Linked DNA regions of Homo sapiens: regions 1 and 2 are each linked to region 3. The links are chromatin contacts, found by Hi-C or POLR2A ChIA-PET in ENCODE. All regions are on one chromosome and are shown on one strand. The core of a region is the stretch at or near the end of the contact, and the rest is flanking DNA. Distances in the headings are between cores, read along the strand shown.

What was found. A loop is a pair of places that touch in the nucleus more often than their neighbours do. ChIA-PET counts read pairs that join two places held with the same protein, here RNA polymerase II (POLR2A). Pooled maps may share reads with other maps.
Region 1: a pooled map shows a loop between it and region 3 (2.9-fold over the local background). The contact joins the promoter of PTHLH here to the promoter of PPFIBP1 in region 3. A Hi-C loop is called at or near these places in 1 of 50 pooled maps. POLR2A ChIA-PET finds 5 or more read pairs at or near these places in 2 of 52 experiments (BJ and SK-N-SH).
Region 2: a loop to region 3 is called in a map of tibial artery, with 4 times the contacts of the local background. The contact joins the enhancer-like site here to the promoter of PPFIBP1 in region 3. A Hi-C loop is called at or near these places in 1 of 168 maps with a recorded cell type or tissue (tibial artery) and 5 of 50 pooled maps. POLR2A ChIA-PET finds 5 or more read pairs at or near these places in 3 of 52 experiments (HCT116, MCF 10A and WTC11).

Annotation. Positions count from the first base shown.
Region 1 is chr12:27,970,296-27,974,782 of GRCh38, reverse strand. PTHLH (parathyroid hormone like hormone) reads left to right here and starts at 2,050. Exons shown (of 6, transcript NM_198965.2): 1 at 2,050-2,260; 2 at 2,764-2,856.
Region 2 is chr12:27,177,340-27,181,982 of GRCh38, reverse strand. It overlaps the pseudogene LOC124902904. Among named protein-coding and RNA genes, the nearest start is that of STK38L, 65 kb to the left of the region's middle. RefSeq lists an enhancer at 2,966-3,015. Within about 2 kb of position 2,047, at least 10 of the 41 ENCODE cell types and tissues checked have a DNase peak (open chromatin) inside an H3K27ac peak, as active enhancers do.
Region 3 is chr12:27,522,374-27,526,385 of GRCh38, reverse strand. PPFIBP1 (PPFIB scaffold protein 1) reads right to left here and starts at 2,180. Exons shown (of 30, transcript NM_003622.4): 1 at 2,021-2,180. RefSeq lists enhancers at 1,558-2,158, 2,405-2,864, 2,762-3,363.

The DNA.
Region 1 (4,487 bases), core at 801-3,300, 450 kb before region 3:
CCCTGGACCCCTGCCCTAAGAGACTCAGGCCTCCCTTGCTGCAGTGGGAGCGCAAACACCAGGGCAGGAGACTCCAGAGAAGGAGCGCATAACTCAACGTTTGCTCTCCTGAAGCCTTATTTCTGATAAAAATTACAGAAAAGTTAGGCAGGATCCAAAGACACCGTAATGACCAGCTCAAAGCCAAACAGACAGGACATCCAGTGCGGGTGTCTGGATAGGTATCCTTCCTGCCGGAGAGTTTAGACATCTCAGTCCGGGTGCTGCCCTGGGAAGGGACTTCGAGGCCAGCGTGGCACGGGCAGAGAATGGTGTTAGGGAGGTAAAATGCTTGCGGGGGCAGCCCCTTTTAGGCAGCCCCCGGCTCAAAATTTAAGAAAGGACCATTCGGTTCATGTGGGGAACTGGGCTGCTGCCAGGAGGGCCCTGTGATGCCACCGGAGATTGACTTCAGGTTGAGAGGTTGTCGCCTGAGCCAGGTGGGGCTTGGAACTCTCTCTGTGGCCTCGTACAAGTCCAGAGCTGCCTACTTTCAGGAGCCAAAAACTTGGCCAGCCAAGGGCAGGCATCTGGCTGGCTGGCACCAGTCCAGGAGATCAGGACTGGGACACTGCACATTCATATTCTCTCTCTCTCTCTCTCTCTCTCTCTCTCACACACACACACACACACACACACACACACACACAGAGACATATCTGAAGAAGACTCTTCAGATATGTTTCAATTGTCAGGAGTTTGCGAGGTGCTCAAGTGCTTGACCTTTAAGAACCGGTTCTCAGAGACCCCCATTTCCTAAAGACCTTCTCATCTCACATTGGTTTGGGTTCCTCCCAGGAAACCGCCTCCTCTCTGGGCCTCCTGCTTCAGTTTGGGGGAAGCAGAACATTGCCCAGGAAGTAGGGAAGGGTGAGGAAGGGTGTGAGGCCCACTTTTCCCATGGGAGGATCCCATCAGCTTGATGCATATCTATACACTCCTCCCTGAGGCAGTTCCTCCAGAGGTTAGCAGCCCGCCCTGTTCCTGGAGAAGTCTTATCCTCACCTAACTACAAAAAGATTTAATAAAGAAACACACCCTTTCCTATTGTTACTTGGGGTTTGAAGGCATTACATCTTTTTTTCTTTTTTGCTACCTTGAGGTCAGCTGGCAACAGCCTCCTCTCAAGTCTCAGTCCAGGCGAGCGATGAGAGCCACATTCTAATGGAATCCAATGAGAGCATTACTTGAGCTGATTATGCAACGTCTCTTTGTAAACATTGAAAAAAGTTTGGAGAAGAGATGGGATGAGTTTAGTTGTTTGGTTCCAGGGGATTTTAGAGACATAGCTTGCAGCTACAGATTGGTAAATGTGAAATCTGGATGCTTATTGGTAATAAGAGAATTCCCAAGCCCAGGTGCACTGTTTAAAGTGCTATAGATTCATATTTGGTTTATAATGTATATCTGTTTGCTGTTTGGGTTAAGGAGGAAAGAAGAAAGAAGGATGAAGAGGCTAAGCATAAATGCTATTTACTTTTTTCTAAGCTATGACAGGAGATATACATTAACTGGGTATTCAACTGAATTTAAGAGTAATGCATTTAAAATTTTTTCAACCTCTTTTAAAATTTGATATACTGTAATAAACTGCCACTGGGGATGGGAAGATGGAAGCCTGGTGCTCATGGGCTAGGCATTTGTGTAGGTGTAGATCTTATAATGCTAAACATGGAAATACTTCAGATTAGAGGCAGGCCTTCCCATTTGCTAAGGTGCATTTACATGACAGCAAGGCCTAAGCAAACATTTAGCTTCTATTGGCACTTGTTCTATTTCTAAACCTTAGAAAAAAGGTGTGTGTGTGGGCTGGGGGGACGGGGGGGGGAGGGAGGTGGTAGGGGGTGCTCTTGCTGTGTCTCATTTGCAGTCATGCATCCTCTGCATTATTATGATGGAGATTACTCAGTTATGTTAGGAACTAGATTATGATGTCAGAAAATATCCTTTCCAAAACAGGCAAAAAGTCAGGGTCCTGGGTATATATTGAGGAGAATTTCTACGGAAAGTAATAAACAGGGCAGCTTGGAAGAGGTACCTGCTTTCTAATAATTGCCTTTAGTGGGAACAGAAGTCTCCTTTCAAGAAGCTTTTAATTCATTTTAAGATTTAATTTTATGTTTTCTGAAGAACAACAAAAAATATTTCTGGAAAAGACTGCTGAGAAGATTTCCCTCTTTCAGCCAGAAGAGCAGAGAGAAGATTGTAAATCAAGGAAAAGGTGAAGTAATAAATTAGGAGGGAACTTTGGTATTCCGAGTATATAAAGACTATTTATTTTTCCTGTGTCTATATTTTCTCTTTTTGTGGAGGAGAGGAAATTCTAAAAATATTTGATAGATGTTTTGCCATTAACACCAGAAAAGTGTGTGGGGAAAAAGAAAGGAGGGAAGGAGTGGGGGGTTAATTTTGTTTAATTAGTAGAAAAAGCAACATAAATCAAAGCAGTCTATTGATGCCAGTCCTTAATTTATAATGTTCTGAAAGTAAAGTGAATTTATTTACAACATAAGTGATTTGATAATTTCAATCTGATTTTTGTTTTAACCTTCTATTGGGAGAAGGGTTGACTTTTTAAAGCCTGGATAGTTTGAAACTTGGCTAGGTACCTTGGACTTTTTATTGTGGAAGCAAATATTATCATTTCAATGTTAAACAACTTGCAAGTATTAAATGGCTCATTTGTGATTGACTTTTTTTTTTTTTTTTTTTTTTTTTTTACAGATTTCCCCCTTCAGATCTAACGATTACATTAGGGCTCCTGCATCTTTTTGGAAGGATTCTTTTTATAAATCAGAAAGTGTTCGAGGTTCAAAGGTTGACATTTCTGAGTGCTGATACTTTGTCCTTTCATACTATCCAAACAAGTCTAACATTTAGAAATCCTTACACATTCAAGGGAAGTTGTGGAAATTCCCAGAGAGAGAGTGTGTGTGTGTGCGTGTGTGTGTTTTGGTTTTGTTTTGCTTTTTTTCTTTGTTAGTGAGAAGAAGCCGAGTCTTTTAAGGTACGGGGTTTACAGTAATGAACTGAGGAAGGCAGGAGCTTCTAAGAAAATATGCCCCCCCACCCAACCTAAGCAGTAAACTTTAACTGCTAGCTAGCTGCAGTGAACCAGTGGGAGCCCCGATGAGCGAGGGTCTCGGTGACAGCGTGCTATTTCTCCCACCCTGGGTAAAATATGTGGAGCATCACCCGGAAAGTCGGGCTTGATAAAGGCCACATTCCTTGAATCATCTCAAGAATCTAAATCACACTAGCCTTCTAGAAACTAATGAACCCTACCAGCAGGATTGCCTAGAAGACAAATATCCCTTGAATGGTTCCCAGTCCACTCGCGCTCTTTTCAAAAAGTTAGAGGAGCCCTGGGGAGGGTATCCACTCCCGCTGCAATCCTTTCCTAGATGATACTACCCAGTAATTCCGAGCAGTCTTTCTTCCCCGCCCATTAGCTTTGGAAAGAACCTCGGCTTTCCCGTCGCTTCTCCCAGGCAGAGCAGCACATAACCATAGTTCCACTGCATCTGTCCGCTGGCTGCAGCGACTCGGATACAGTCTTCCAAGAATCTGTAACCTGGGACTTTTGAGGGGGAGGGGACAAGCAGGTAGGGTATCAGAGAAAGGATGGGTTAGACTCCCGACCATGAGTGAAAAGGGCCGTGTGCGTGCTCCAGGAGTGTCGGTCCCCCTCTGCAATTCAAAAGGGGGATCTCTCCTGTGCGCGGGTTTTTTGGGACCGGCTCCAGATGTCTCCCAGCAGTTCTGAAACAGCAAAAAGTGCAATTTAGATATGAAATCTGGAACTGTTTTTGTTCTTCTAAGCAAAAGATCTCCCTCTCTCTAGCCGATGCTCCCCACTCAGTTCATCCCGGGAATGGGCCAGGGAGGAAGGTTCTCATGCATCGCCCCGAGCTGCCAGGCGAGCTTCGGGCTCCTTAAATTCACAGGCCAACAGCCCGCGTCCTCTCCGCGCAGGCTCCCGGTTGCCCGCGGTCCCCGGCCCAGCTCCTTGGCCTCCTCCTCGTCGGTCCGCCCCTGGTGGTCTTGGCGCCCGCTCGTCCAGCTCGGCGCGCCGGGGACCGCCGGCTGCCCGGGGCAGTCCGCACGCCCTCGGGGATCTCGGCTCCCGGATCCGCCGCGCCGGCAGGAGCCGGCCGGGCCTGGAGGGAGCAAGCGGATGCGCCCACGCCCCCGGCACGGGGATGGCGCGACAGGGCCCGGGCTCCGGGGTGGGGCTCGGCAGAGCTCCTGACAGCTCCGGGGTCGGCAGCGCGGGAGGGGGGAGCTCCGCCGCTCGCCGCTCATTCCCGGCTCGGGGCTCCCCTCCACTCGCTCGGGCGGCGCGGGGCCCGTTCGGGCCGCCCGTCGCCGCCCCCGCCCCCCGCGCGCCCGCCCGCCAGCCCGCCTGCGCCCTCGCTCGCCCCGCGCGCGTTCCTAGGGCGCCACCT
Region 2 (4,643 bases), core at 798-3,297, 340 kb after region 3:
ATGGCACCACTGCATTCCAGCCTGGAGGGTACCTGTCTCCAAACAAAAAATAAACAAACAAACAAACAAACAAAAAGAACTGGAACAAAGACCAAATACATATTTCTTTTTACCACACCATCTTTCTGAGTTTTCCTTTAATAGCCCATGAACATAAACTCCCCACCCTCATAACTGTTTCTTTCTTCAGGGAGAGATACAAAACTTATTTCTTGGGTGAAGATCTCCACTTTAAGCTGCAGATTCACATTACTGTGCCCTTGGCAATATTAACTCATTCATTCATTCAGACAGTCAGTAAATTTTTTTTGAGGCATTGTTTTAGGTACCGTTCTGAGTGCTTCAGGTTTAGCCATGAATCAAAAAGACAAAATCTGTTCTCATGGAGCGTAAATTTAGTGGGGGTAATCCAGTCAGTGAAAAAATGAGTAAACAAAATAATTTCAGGTACTGCTATGAAGAAAATATAACTCAGTGATGTGCTAGAGATTGTCTGGGAGACTACTTTAGATTCCATGCCAAGGGAAGGCTCTCTGGCAGGGGGTCTACAAAGGTAAGCCACCCTTCCCCATCCCATCCTGGTCTGACAAGGAGGGGTTGAGAAAAACAAGCAGAACTTCTCTGTGTAATATGCAAAAAGCATTTTTCAATGCTTGTGGGGATGGGAAATAATCTTAGGGAGATTCTTTTCCTGTGAACTGATTTCTTTTCCTTAGAATGAATCACTATAGTTCAAAATTCCAGAAAAATTATAATCTTACGAGATCTTATAAGAACCCATCTCCAGCTCTTCTTAAATTTTGAATTTTCCTTCAGACATTGTTTCTGTTGTGTAATGCTTCTATCTTATTTCCTTTTTTGCCTTCTCCTCTGATATCCCATTAGAAATAGAGTCATTTACTATTAAGTCTGGTCAACCACATGCATTTTGAAATATTTACTTCCCAATAAAAGTTAGATGAGTAATTTACATCTAAAAAGAGCTTCTACCACTGAATATCTCGGTCATCACTTGTAAACATAACTTATATGACTTTGTTCACTTTTTTTTTTTTTTTGAGACAGGGTCTCGCTCTGTCTCTCATGCTGGAATGCAGTGGTGAGATCTCAGCTCACTGCAACCTCTGCCTCCCAGGTTCAAGTGATTCTCCTGCCTCAGCCTCCCGAATAGCTGGGATTATAAGCATGTGCCACCACGCCCGGCTAATTTTTTTTTTTTGTATTTTTAGTAGAGACAGGGTTTCACCATATTGGCCAGGCTGGTTTCGAACTCCTGATCTCGAGTGCTCTGCCCACGTCGGCCTCCCAAAATGTTGGGTTATGGGTGTGGGCCACTGCACCCAGCCAGTTCACTTTTCTTTTGCATTAATGGGCACCATGATATTTTGAAGAGGGCACAGAGTGGTGAAAGACCACGGGCTTTGGGGTCAGGTCTAGCTTTGAGTCCCTACTCTTCCATTTGCTGACTGAGTGAATGTAATCAAGTTACTTAATCTTTTCTGGATGGAAATCGTAGCTACATTTTAGGGTTATAGAATCAAAGATACTCAATGAAAATTGTCTGGCAAACACTAGGCACTTAATTCACAGAAGTTATTACTATTATTCTAGTCATGTTCAGTAATTGATATAAGCTCTTGGATTCTATATATGGTTTTTCTGACATTTCCACTTTTGCCTTTTAAAATCTGCTATGAATGTACTTGTAAATATAAACCTTGTGTCTTCCAAATGCAAAGGGGAAAAAAACCAATTAAGATTACATTGAATAGAAGTAAGTGTGCTGGAATTAGAGCTATGTGATATTAAACAGATTAATTTCCATGGGCTGTTGATGCAGTCATAAGCCTAAAATAATTTGGCAGAGCTAAACCAGACTAGCAAAAACAGACTTCTGAACTGGCACATAGCACAAAAGGTAGTTCTCCTTATGCCCAAATATAGATGTTGACTCATGCAGGCTGGGTTAAACATCTGAGGAACAAAGTGGTATCACCCAAGGAGGCAGGATGACATCATTCTGCAAATGTTTCTCGTCTGTCTGGTTTTGGGGATTAGACCTTTTTAGCTCCTATTTCTCATAATTTCCATTGGTTGCTCTTAAATACTACCCTCCTTGAGAGATGCAACATCAGCTCCTGCCTATCTTTAAATTTCCTGTGCATTGCAAGTATTATTTTTCCTTGTCTGACATGGTATTTGGTTTCTACCTTACTAATTCTATTGAAAGTGGTCTCAAAGGAGCCACTAAAAATGGTCTAGTTGCTCAACCAAATAGCTTTCTTTTTCGTTTTCCTCTAGATCTGTGTACGGTGTTTGACACTGCTGATCGATTCCTTTTCCTTATCACTCTTTTTCTTTGCTTTCTTATGCTTGTCTCAGGATTCCTTTTTTCAAAAGGCAGTTCTTAGGAGCCTCCTTCATAAATTTCTCTTCCACAACCCGCCACGAGATGTTCTCCAGAGTTACAATTCAAGACCTTTTCCTTGTTCACACACTCTCCCTGCCAGCACATTGCCCTGTGTCCCCACTCTTATGCACCTTCCCCCAAACTCAACCTGTTCAGGTCCCTGAACCTGCCCCAACTAAGAACCTTCAATTTTCTCCATTATTTTCACAATAAAGCCCAGGCAATCTTAGAAGACCGTTAAATGCTTTATAACTGGGTCTTAGCAAATCTTTAGAGCTTCATCCTAACCACTGATGTTCTCTGCTCCTGCTCATGCTGTTTATTTATCTCTCTCCTTTCTGCTTTCCACAAAAATCTTGGAAATCCTCCAAGATCCAATTCAAATGTCACTTCTGCAAAATTTCCCTTAGCACCTTCCTCCCTGCTCCCCTGATGGAATTGGTGCCTTCATCACAGTTCCTATATGATTTTTTTGTTTGTTTGTTTACTAGTGTAGCATTTCCCACATTTTATTACTATCTGGTCTGGACTTATTTGTTTGTTCCCTTAAATGGTGATTTCTTGAGAGAAGTGACATTAACGTCTTTGTCTTATTATTATTCATACTACTCATCACAGTACCTTGTAGATAACTGTGTTCTCAAGAAACTTTTCTTGATTTGAATTTAACTTATTTTTCAAAGATCAGTCTTCTAATCAGGTGCAGTTGCATTGCTACTTAAAAGGAGAGTGAAAGAGAGAGAGAATCTTTGTCATCAGCTCATTGTATCTTAACTGTATTTAGGCTTTCATACCAAAGCTCTTTTCTACTCTCCATACATAATTAAACTGTGGGCAAAAGAAAGGTGTTCCATGCTATGTACAACCAACTCCCTGGTCAGCTAAATTCTAGTGCAGAATCATCGGAAAGAATCGGAATGTCTAACTTACTATATGGGAATAAAGAGTCTACTTAATTAAGTTGGATAAGCTCTTCCACGACATCAGTATATCATTTAGTACATTTCTTCTCCTAGGAGATTAAATAGGGCCTGGATATATGTTATAATAAATGCACACAAGCTCTAATTTTGTTCAGCCAAATAAATGGTTACTTAAAACTAAGCCTGGATAGACTCAATTGTATCATGTAACTAAGCCAGACAGAAAAAAAGCCTTATTCTAGTGGTTGTGAAGTGCACTGTTTTTCTACTTTCAGCCACTCTATTTAGCCAAGATCTACTTCACTAATGATCTTTACTTCACCAATGAACAAAAAGAAGGTTGGAGGTTTTATAAAAGAAGAAATGTTACTTATTGGTTTTTCTGTTTGTTTGTTTTCTGAGACAGGGTCTGAGATAGGAATATTTAGTGCGTTTTTTAAAACTCAGGAGATCATAAAGGCAACAGAAAAAAAAATCTGTTGTGAATGATGAAATCTCTACTGCTTAATAAGCCTGCATACAATTTATAATATATATTTCTATTAAAATAATTGATAGCATACATTGAGCAATAGCATGTATATGTTAAGCACTGGCTCAATACCTTATATGGATTATCTCATTTCCCCACAATAATCCCATGAGGTTGGAACTATTATTATCCCCATTTTATAGATGAGGCAACTGAAGGTCAAGTAACTCCCTAGTGTCACAGAGCTACTAAGCTGTAAACTATGAGTCAAAGTCTGACAATCCATAAGCAATGTGGCTAAGGAAATGTGGCCAGGCAGGTCTTACTCTTTGCTTGTGCATTTTTTTCCAGCCCAGTCTTAAGATTCTTAAATCCTTAAGGACTGATGCTTTGTCAGTTATATCTACAGAAGACTTTTATCTCTTTTTGAAATATAAAAAGAAAAGGGAAAGGGAGAAATGCAAAGCAAGTCAAATTATATGAATGCACAGTTTTCTGCTCAAACTTTGGTTGATAGCTACATGTGGTTAAGTGGAAGCTGTGCTCAAAGTTCTGTAGGTCTTTCACAGAGGGTCTGGCTGCGTCTTAGCAGAAATAAGTCTCCTTTTTCTGGTTCTTCCCTCTGCCTTCCCAGAGGAGCTCTATAACATGGAGCCCAGGGGGCTTGAGTACAGAATTATCAAGCACTGCCATGTAATTATTGTATTTACACAGACATTTCTTTTGTAAGCTGACATTTCTCCTTCTCTTTTTTCCAGTGTCTACCAGAAAAATTCCTCCATATTGTTTTTGAAGAGAATGAGCCAAAACATTAATGACTTATTAACCTATCCTCTTT
Region 3 (4,012 bases), core at 931-3,430:
GGTTTAAATTAAGTATGTAAAATTACTGCTATTATTCAAACTGTGAATCAAATTTAGAGTTTTGGTATATTCAAGTCCCTAAACTAGGACTAGTTTCTTGGAAAGAAAGTGTAAATCTGAATTTGGCACATAAGGATAACATCCTAAAGATACTCTTCTTTACTGAACCGTCTGGCTTTTGCAGCCCCATCTTTTGGTATTACAAATGCAGTTGGAACACTATCAGCCAAGGAACACTACCGTGAGTTCACATTAGCCCACAGGAACTCCACTCCACAGCTCTATCCTACTGAAAAAGTACACTGGAAAATACAGTATGTTTTATGTACTCCCCATAGAACATAAATAGAAAAGACTTGTTCACCATTATTGCAGAGCCATTTGCAATTTCTGTGTCTTAAGCCAAAATACAAACCAAAATTAAAATGTTGTCTTTCCAATAAAGCGAATTTTCCTTTCTCAAAAAGCCTGCTATTTTATCCACTCTATTTAATTTTTTCAGGAACTAACAACAATACAGACCCAGGTATGTCATAAACAACAGCACAACCAAACACTTCTTTCTAGTTCTGAAACCTAATGATCATTTGGCTAGAAAGATAGAGAACCCCATCTATAGTCCTCTATCCCTTTTCCTGACTTGGGTTTACTAGACCTACTGTTGTGGCTTCTTTCTTTCTCCATCTCCTGGAAATGCCTTTTCCCTTCAGGGGCCTGGGATACGGATTTTGACTCACAATGAAGTCCACTCCCATTTCCTCCAGACCTGGCAACAGTAGGATCCTCACTGCTGAGGAGGAACTTCGGTGAAGGAAAGGGGAAACTTGACTCAGGAGTCTCAGCGCTTACTTTTTTTTTTTTTTTTTTTTTTTCCTTCCTGCTCCAAAAGAGAGCCTTAAAGCACTGATGAGAGGGTCCTGAATCGGTGTATGGAGTCAATTTCCCCGCCCCCTCGAGAAAGTCAATCACACCCAGTTAGTGACCTGGGCACACAAAATCTCCACATAGGAAAAAGACAGGGTTTGAAATAGGAAATAAACAAAAATCAGAATTCTATTCTTTCACTTCTTAAAAGTATCTTTTTCCTCCCGCAATTGCTTTCTCAAAATACCAAACTTGGACTTTGAAATCAAGTTCTTTTTCTATTGCTCTCCGCAGTTCTTACTGAAAGCAAGGATTTGTTTTGGTCCCACATGTTGAAAACTTCACGTCCCTATAATTAAGAGTTTATATGCCACGCCTTCCACCGCGTTTCCCTGTTAAAACTCCCTTCTCTAAAAAAGATCCCTGAAAACACAACTACCAGCTCGCCCCTCAAGCAGCCACAGGAAACAGATCTGAAGATTCTCAGCAGCCATCCTAACCTCTCCAGATATAAAGCTGGCAGCTGAAGGGATTTCTCGGTTAAAATGAGTGAATACTAGTTGCAGTTTTAGAAGTGTGCCCCCAAGAGACGAGTTTTCCCGCAAGCTCATAATTAATAAACACCCCAAGTGAATTTCTCACATCCTGACTGGATTACACAAAAGGATATTTTACATTGATATATAAGACTAACATTGATATTCTTTTAATATATAATAGGCCACAAGGAGACAAAAAAATACAAAACTTTTTTTTTCTTTTCAACGAGCATAATTTTTGAGTCGATGATCCATAATTTTTTGTGGCATTTTTAAATGCCTCAATACACACAGACAGAGAGACACACACGCCCCTCTGGTTGGGGTTCTCAGGTATTACCGGGAGCCTAGGGTGTGGGGGTCTAAGGATACAGACAAGACCTAAACGTCCAATCCTGGAGTATTCTTCACGTACAAGCTCGGTCCAAGCCCCAGGAGTTAAGCCCTACCCCTCCACCCCCACCACCCCCAAAAAGTGCCCGTTCCCATTGGGAAACAGGAGTGAGTTGCACAAGGAAATCGACCCGGGGAAGAGGAGGAGCAGCTGCAACAGCCAGCTGCAGCCACACAACGGTGCCACTTCCCTCCCGTCTGGGAGTGGAGCAAAACGCCCTTACCTGGGGGGTGGAGAGCCGCCGGCACTAGTTCCAAAAGTTCTGGTCCACCTCCTCTCGGAGTTCAAAGCCCCAGCACTCCGGCCCGGCCGCCAGCTCGCAGCACACGAGTCCTTCCCCGTCCTTTCCCCACCCTGCCTGCACTACACCATGTCAGGAATCCGGGCAGGCACCGAGCTGGGAGCTGACATCACTCCCAGTTCCAGGTACCTCCCCCTCCCACTGCCGCCCTTCTCTCCTCCCTCCCTGCAGGAATCAGCCAAAGAGAGTCAGCAGTGGGGCGGGGCCGGGGGCGCCTGCGCGCCCGCTGATTGGAGCCGGGGAACGTCACTCAGAGGAGTCCACTAATTTTATGCATTCCTCGCTGAGCCAGACTAGGGCTGGAAGTGGGTGGATGGAAGAAAATGCTGCCCTTCCTGCTATCTCTAAGGAACGGAGATAATCCGATGGGGAAGAACCTGGCGGGTCGAGTTTTAAACTTTTCTTGTTGTAGTTACTGAGATTCCAGATCAGAAACGAAACTAACCCACGCGAACCCCCTTTTTAAGGAGAAACAATTGCCTCGGTGTCACAGGCACACGGGCATGTACAAGCCCGGCGGCGCGTGGTGTAGAAAATGGCTAGCTTTAAGCCATGCAAATAAAGGAAAACGTCAGCTCACCCTTCTGCCCTTTTATCCTGGGACTGCTGGGTGTTCCCTTAGACGGGGAATGTAGAACTTCAAAAGCACTTCAGAAAGATTTGGAAGAGACTCCTGAAAACGGTGACCGAGCTTTGAATTGTTAAGTGGTGGTGTTGTCAGCCATGTGGCTGCTGTTGCTTTTAGCGATGAAAATCACACCACACAAGCTTCTCGGGCAAGTAAAATTGAATCTCTGAAGCAAGAAAAATGTATTTCCCCGTTTAAAGACCTTAAGGCTGCTGTTTCAATGCACACACTGAAAAGGGTGGAGGAAGGAGGGACCTCACAATTGAGTTCCACAAACCACATGAGAATAATTACTGTAGAATGGAACCAATTGTAGTGGCTGAGCTCTCAATTAAGAATTAACTAACGTTTATCCTTGACAGATATCATGCGGTATAATCCCCTTGGCTGACAGAAGAAAAAGATTCTCAGAAAATGGTTCTTTCAAGGCAGATGCTGCTTACAGGCAGACCTGAATGGTGAAAAGCAGCTTTATTTGTATGAGATATAGGTAGCATATAACCCACCATCTTCTAAAAATATAGTGAATTAATAACTTTCTCTTTTTTTTCTTCTTTTTTTAAACAGGTCACTCTGCCACCCAGGCTGGAGTGCAGTGGCATGATCTGGCTCACTGCAACCTCCTTCTCCTGGGTTCAAGTGATTCTACTGCCTCAGCCTCCGAGTAGCTGAGACTACAGGCGCCCACCACCACACCCGGCTGATTTTTGTATTTTCAGTAGAGACGGGGTTTCCGCCATATTGGCCAGACTGGTCTCGAAATCCTGACCTCAGGTGATCCACCCTCTTCGGCCTCCCAAACTGCTGGGATTACAGGCGTGAGCCACCACACCAGGCCTCATTGTTTTTTGATTGATGACATGCCATACATTTACCGATCTGCCAAAAATTGTAGAGGGATGCACAGAATCCAGCATTGTGTCTTGTTTAATCTTCTCAATCATCCTGTAAATTGAGTGTTACTAGCCCTATTTTAACGTAAGGAATCAAAGGCTCAGCAAAGTTATGTAAGTAAATTTCTCCAAATCAGCTAGAACTTGGATTGAAACCGAGGTCTATTTGACTCCAAAGCCATTGATTTTCTTTCTATATCTCAAGTATTGAGTGTCCATAATTTATACTTTTTCAAACAATAGAATGCTACAAGAAATCCACAGGCTTGGGCCACTGCTCTCACAGACCTACTTTATATAATTACCATCTTGTTGCTTGTCAGACCTGCAGTATTCCAAACTCCTGACTTGAATTTCTGACTCCAGTTTCCCCCAGTTCTAATTATTTCTCTG